2 separate regions of the Homo sapiens genome follow, and region 1 is linked to region 2. Evidence: chromatin loops called from intact Hi-C (ENCODE). Cell type or tissue: heart left ventricle. All regions are shown on one strand. Each heading gives the region's core, and the rest is flanking DNA. Links, peaks and the distances in the headings are about the cores only.

Region 1 (2,758 bases), core at 1-2,500, 150 kb after region 2:
CAACACAGTGACACCCTGTCTAAAATATATATATATTTGGAAGGATACACCAGAAACTAATAATATAGGAGAGGAACTGGATAGCTAGGGGACAGAAATGGGAAGACCTCACCATATACTCTTCTATTTATTTTATTTATTTATTTATTTATTTGAGAGAGTCTAGCTGTGTTGCCCAGGCTGGAGTGCAATGGCGCGATTTCGGCTCACTGCAACCTCCACCTCCCGGGTTCAAGTGATTCTCCTGTCTCAGCCTCCCGAGTAGCTGGGACTACAGGCACGCACCACCATGTCGGGCTAATTTTTGTATTTTTAGTAGAGACAAGTTTTCGCCATGTTGGTCAGGCCAGTCTCGAACTCCTGACCTCAGGTGATCCACCCACCTCGGCCACCCAAAGTGCTGGGATTACAGGCGTCAGCCACCATGCCCGGCCTCTTATGTATATTTTAAATTTTCAACCATACAAATGTATTACCTATTCAAAGATAACTACATTTTTAAAAATGGGGAGAGGAATGATCTGGGAATGTATTCTGCAAGCCACCCAGAGCCACAGGGAACCATCTCTGCCAAACACAACCAGTGATGCAACACTGGGCAAAATGCAGACTGTATGGAAACTATGCAGCTGTTAGTAGTTTCTTCTGATCCCTAATTCCTTAATTTATGACCCAGAAGAGGCCCATGCTGCATTGAGAATACAAGGATCGGCCCTGCCTTCAGAGTAGCTCAGCCTCAAACACTCTTATCCTGCCCTCTTTCCCTGTTTGCACATCTTGGCACTTAGAATTAAGTATATGGAAGACATTTCCTCAGATTCCCTTAGGAATTATTTGTCTTGAACTCCCAAGAGTGCCACAGAAACATTTGGGCTGAAGGCAGATGGGAAGACCACACCAATACCAGCATTCAGAGTGCAGAAGCCAAACACAAGCATCCCAGGAAATGTGGGGAGTGAAAGTCTGGGCGTGGCTTTCGCAAGTTCCTAAACCACAGAGCTCAGTACAGCTGCCAGGAAAAAAAGAAAAACTTAACCAAATAATTGAGCTTTTGGTTTCAAACTTCGGTGTCTCCCTAATTCCTCATCTTCTCCTAAGCTCTGGGTATAAAAGAAACCTACCTCTGCCAGGATTTACCCCTCCCAACCTGTGGGCAAGAAGATCAGCCTACAAAGAGTCTACTTTGAAGGGAGAGTCTGTAGAGACAAGCCTAGAGCCTTCGGAATGGTTCATAGCTCCTAGCCCAGAGAAAGAAGACAAGGAGTTAAAGCTTCCTTACGATTTCTGCAGTTCCAGTAACCTCCGGCGGCGCTCACTCTGCTCCAAGGAACTGTACTTGGACTTGTACTGGGATAGGCGGGGGTGTGGGGCAGCTGTGCTGTTCAGATCTTGAGACACAGAAAAGCTACTAGCCAGGGCCTGACTCAACTCTTCCATCTTCCCTACAAAGGAAAACGTAAGAAAATGGTTCATTCATTTCATATCATCTCCTGTATACAGACAGTTATGCAGTTATGATATGATGGCCACATTCCTGAAAAAAAATTAACTTAATGCAAAATCACAAGTGTTTCCATGAGACAAAAGGAAGTTAAAGGGTAAATGAGTCATATATTAGCAATAACATTATTTTCCTACAGATATTTCCTTTTTTTTTTTTTTTTGAGACAGGGTCTCTCTCTATCACCCAGGTCGGAGTGTAGTGGTGCAATCACAGCTCACTGTTGCCTCAATCTACTGGACCCAAGCAATCCTCCCACCTCAGCTTCCCCAGTAACTGAGACTACAGGTATACACCACCACACCCAGCCAATTTTAAAATTTATTGGTACAGACGGGATCTCCCTATGTTGCCTAGGCTAGTCTTGAACTCTTGGGCTCAAGCAATCTTCCCTCCTCAGCCTCTCAAAGTGCTGGCATTATAGGTGTGAGCCACTGCGCCCGGCCTTTTCTGAGCAGTTCCTCTACAGTTTCCTGAATAGCCATCACTCATTAACCAATATAACTCTCCATGCAGTTTATTCAATTGGTTATTTAATTCTCAACTAAGTGCCAACTCATATTATGAAAATTTAATTCCAGAGGAAACACTGGTTCTAGGGTCCCTGGAGGAAGACAAAAGCAATCAAAAACCCCAAACTCGCCAGGCACGATGGCTCATGCCTGTAATCCCAGCACTTTGGGAGGCCGAGGTGGGTGGATCACAAGGTCAGGAGTTCGAAACCAGCCTGACCAACATGGTGAAACCCCGTCTCTACTAAAAATACAAAAACTAGCTGGATGTGGTGGCAGGCGCCTGTAATCCCAGCTACTCGGGAGGCTGAGGCAGAAGAATCGCTTGAACCTGGGAGGCGGAGGTTGCAGTGAGCCGAGATCGTGCCACTGCACTCCAGCCTGGGCGACACAGCAAGACTTCATCTCAAAAAACAAACAAACAAACAAACAAAAAAACAAACTCTAGCGACCTGGGATTACAGGTGGCTCATGCCTGTAATCCCAGCACTTTGGGAGGCCAAGGCAGGAGGATCACTTGAGGCCAGTAGTTCAAGACCAACCTGGACAATGTAGTGAGACTATGTCTCTACTTTTTAAATAAAAAAGTAAAAAATTATTTTAAATTATAATTTATTTTTTAAAAAATCTGATTGTTACTTCCTCATATTCTAGTTGTGTTTTGTTTTTGGGTGGGCAGAAAGAAGGTTTCAGGGCTACTTATGTGGGACTCACTTGGAAAAGAGCTAGGATGTGGAAGGCTGCT
Region 2 (2,813 bases), core at 27-2,526:
TTTCCACATCCCTGCTATTCAGTATAGTCCGTGGACCAATCACACCAGCATCGTATGGGAGAGTGTAAGAAACATGAATCTGCATGTCAACGAGATCCCCAGGTGAGTCGTAGGTAGGTTTGGGAAGCACTGCTACATACCCTCTCAGAGTCTTAATCATCAGAACTTCAGCCATCACATCCAGGCTGACAGTGTCAAACTGTAAGAATCTCTAGCTGTTTTCATCTCACCTAAGCTTCAGTTTTATAATCACAGATTGCTTACTAAACCATTAACCTTCTGTTTCCCATAATCTCAGATCCATTATGTCTGTAACTAAGTCTCCTCCTTCAAAATTAGCTTTATCTTGGCCGGGTGCAGTGGCTCATGCCTATAATCCCAGCACTTTGGGAGGCCATGGCAGGCAGGTTGCCTGAGCTCAAGAGTTTGAGATCAGCCTGGCAACATGGTAAAACCCCATCTCTATGAAAAATACAAAAATTAGCCAGGTGTGGTGGCACATGCCTGTAGTCTCAGGTACTTGGGAGGCTGAGGCACAAGAATTGCTTGACCCCGGGAGGTGGAGGTTGCAGTGAGCCAAGAGCGCACCACTGCACTCCAGCCTGGGCAACAGAACGAGACTCTGTCTCAAAAAAAAAAAAAATTAGCTTTATCTTGCAACTTTCTTATCTCTGTTAACAATACTAGCATTCTTAAATCATTCAGTCTTAAAAAGGTGAAGTCAACACTGACTTACCCATTTCCTTCATCTCCCAGAAGCAGTCAGTCACCAAATCCTAGAGATTTTTTACCTTTGAAATGTTTTTGGTTTTTATTCTTTTGCCCTCATCTTCTCCCCATCCTGTTCTTCCTGCTCGATTTCACTGACACAAAGACCACGTCATCTTCTAAGTTACTGTAACACCCTCTTAGTCTACTTTTTTGAATAGGCCTTTTTCCCTTCCAATCTACTCTGGGAAACCCCACCAGTTTAATCTTTCTTAAAAATTACTTCATCAGAACATAGACACACCATGCTCACTTTGGCCTCTATTCTTTCGCTCAAGCTGTCTCCGTCACCTCCAATGCTATTCATTTTCTACCCATTTTCAAGTGCCACCTCTTCCTTGAAGCTTTCTCTGACCACCGCATTCCTTGTGAAGCTTCTTCTCTTTTGCTTTTGATGGCACAGCTGGATCTATACAGGTTGACCATTTAATTTATATACTCTTCCATCCATTATTTTACTTTGTGGGAATTAATGATATCTCACTAAACATGGTCCTAAGGACAAAGGATTACAGGTGTGAGCCACTGCACCTGGCCAAATTCTCCTTTGCACAGGGCTGAGCACTCAGGGCTGAGCACTCAGCAATAACTTTGAAGATACTTGTGGGCTACCAACTCCACTTTGATCAAGACAGTAACCGGCCGGGCGCAGGGCTCACACCTGTAATCCCAACACTTTGGGAGGCCGAGGCAGGTGGATCACTTGAGGTCAGGAGTCCGAGACCAGCCTGGCCAACATGGTAAAACCCCGTCTCTACTAAAAATATGAAAATTAGCTGGGCACGATGGCAGGTGCCTGTAATCCCAGCTACTCGGGAGCCTGAGTTAGGAGAATTGTTTGAACCCAGGAGGCGGAGGTTGCATTAATTGCATTAAACCAAGATCGCACCATTGAACTCCGGCCTGGGCGACAGCAAGACTCCATCTCAAGAAAAAAAAAACGTAACAACTCAAGATAATTCCTTATACTTTCTGGGTGTTTCTTTCCTCTCTGCTTTCAGGAAAGCAGGGCAGTACTAATGGTTAATTTTGGTCTAGAAGTCTGCTGGTTCTACTACCCTTATTGCTAAGTCTTTTAGCAAGCACTAACATGATACTGGAATACCCTCTCTGCAGAAGTGGATGATGTCAAAAACGTGAGATCTTAGAAATACACTAAATATCCAATAAGAGAGGATTAATTAAATTATGACGTATCAGGTGGGGTGCAGTGGCGCACGCCTGTAATCCCAGCACTTTGGGAGGATGAGGCAGGCAGATCACTTGAGCCCAGAAGTTTGAGACCAACCTGGGCAACATTGCAAAACCCTGTCCCTACAAAAAATACAAAAACTAGCCAGGTGTAGTAGCACATGCCTGTAGTCCCAGCTACTCAGGAGACTGAGGTGAGAGGATCACCTGTGTGTGCCTGGAGAGGCCAAGGCTGCATTGAGCCATGATCGTGAACCATGATCATACCACTCTGTCACCCAGCCTAGGTGACAGAGTGAGACCCTGTCTCAAAAATAAATAAATAAATAATAGCATACCATAATTTATACAGTCTATAAAGTTGATGTTGTAAGAGCTGTATTTTTTGCTATGGAAAGGTATTCACAGATACCATTAAATGAAACAAGAGATAGTATAGAAAGAGCACATTTGGTTAAATTAAAAGTTTAGTTTTGTTTTTTTTGAGACCGAGTATCACTCTGTCGCCCAGGCTGGAGTGCAGTGGCGTGATCTCAGCTCACTGAAACCTCTGCCTGCCGCGTTCAAGCGATTCTCCTACCTCAGCCTCCTGAGTAGCTGGGATTACAGGCATGCACCACTACGCTCGGCTACTTTTTGTAGTTTTAGTAGAGAGGGGGTTTCATCATGTTGGCCAGGCTGGTTTCAAATACCTGACCTCAAGTGATCTGCCCGCCTTGGCCTCCCAAAGTGCTGGGATTACAGGCTTGAGCCACCGTGCCCGGCCTGGTTAAATATTTTGTATGCCTATATCTGCATGTATGCATAGATAAAGGTCTAGGAGGAGATGCTGTAAAATGTTAACATTATCTCTG

The links. Peaks named below come from ENCODE experiments on the same cell type or tissue, not always from the same donor. Only the 100,000 strongest peaks of a DNase experiment are listed, where the experiment ranks them.
Region 1: it touches region 2 in a loop (2.5-fold over the local background); 2 of 110 quality-filtered maps call a loop at or near these places.

What each region holds. Positions count from the first base shown.
Region 1 is chr15:75,619,615-75,622,372 of GRCh38, forward strand. It overlaps SNUPN (snurportin 1), which reads right to left. Exons shown (of 9, transcript NM_005701.4): 2 at 1,280-1,442. The coding sequence starts at 1,437. Among named protein-coding and RNA genes, the nearest start is that of SNUPN, 4.7 kb to the right of the region's middle. In heart left ventricle, for the core only: a CTCF peak has its summit at 1,320; a DNase peak (open chromatin) is centred at 1,347; H3K4me3 peaks cover 951 bases; H3K27ac peaks cover 2,410 bases.
Region 2 is chr15:75,473,890-75,476,702 of GRCh38, forward strand. All of the region lies in intron 9 of PTPN9 (protein tyrosine phosphatase non-receptor type 9), which reads right to left. It overlaps LOC105370902 (a long non-coding RNA gene), which reads left to right. Exons shown (of 4, transcript XR_932482.2): 2 at 1-102. Among named protein-coding and RNA genes, the nearest start is that of SIN3A, 24 kb to the left of the region's middle. In heart left ventricle, for the core only: no CTCF peak of the experiment used is centred there; no DNase peak of the experiment used is centred there.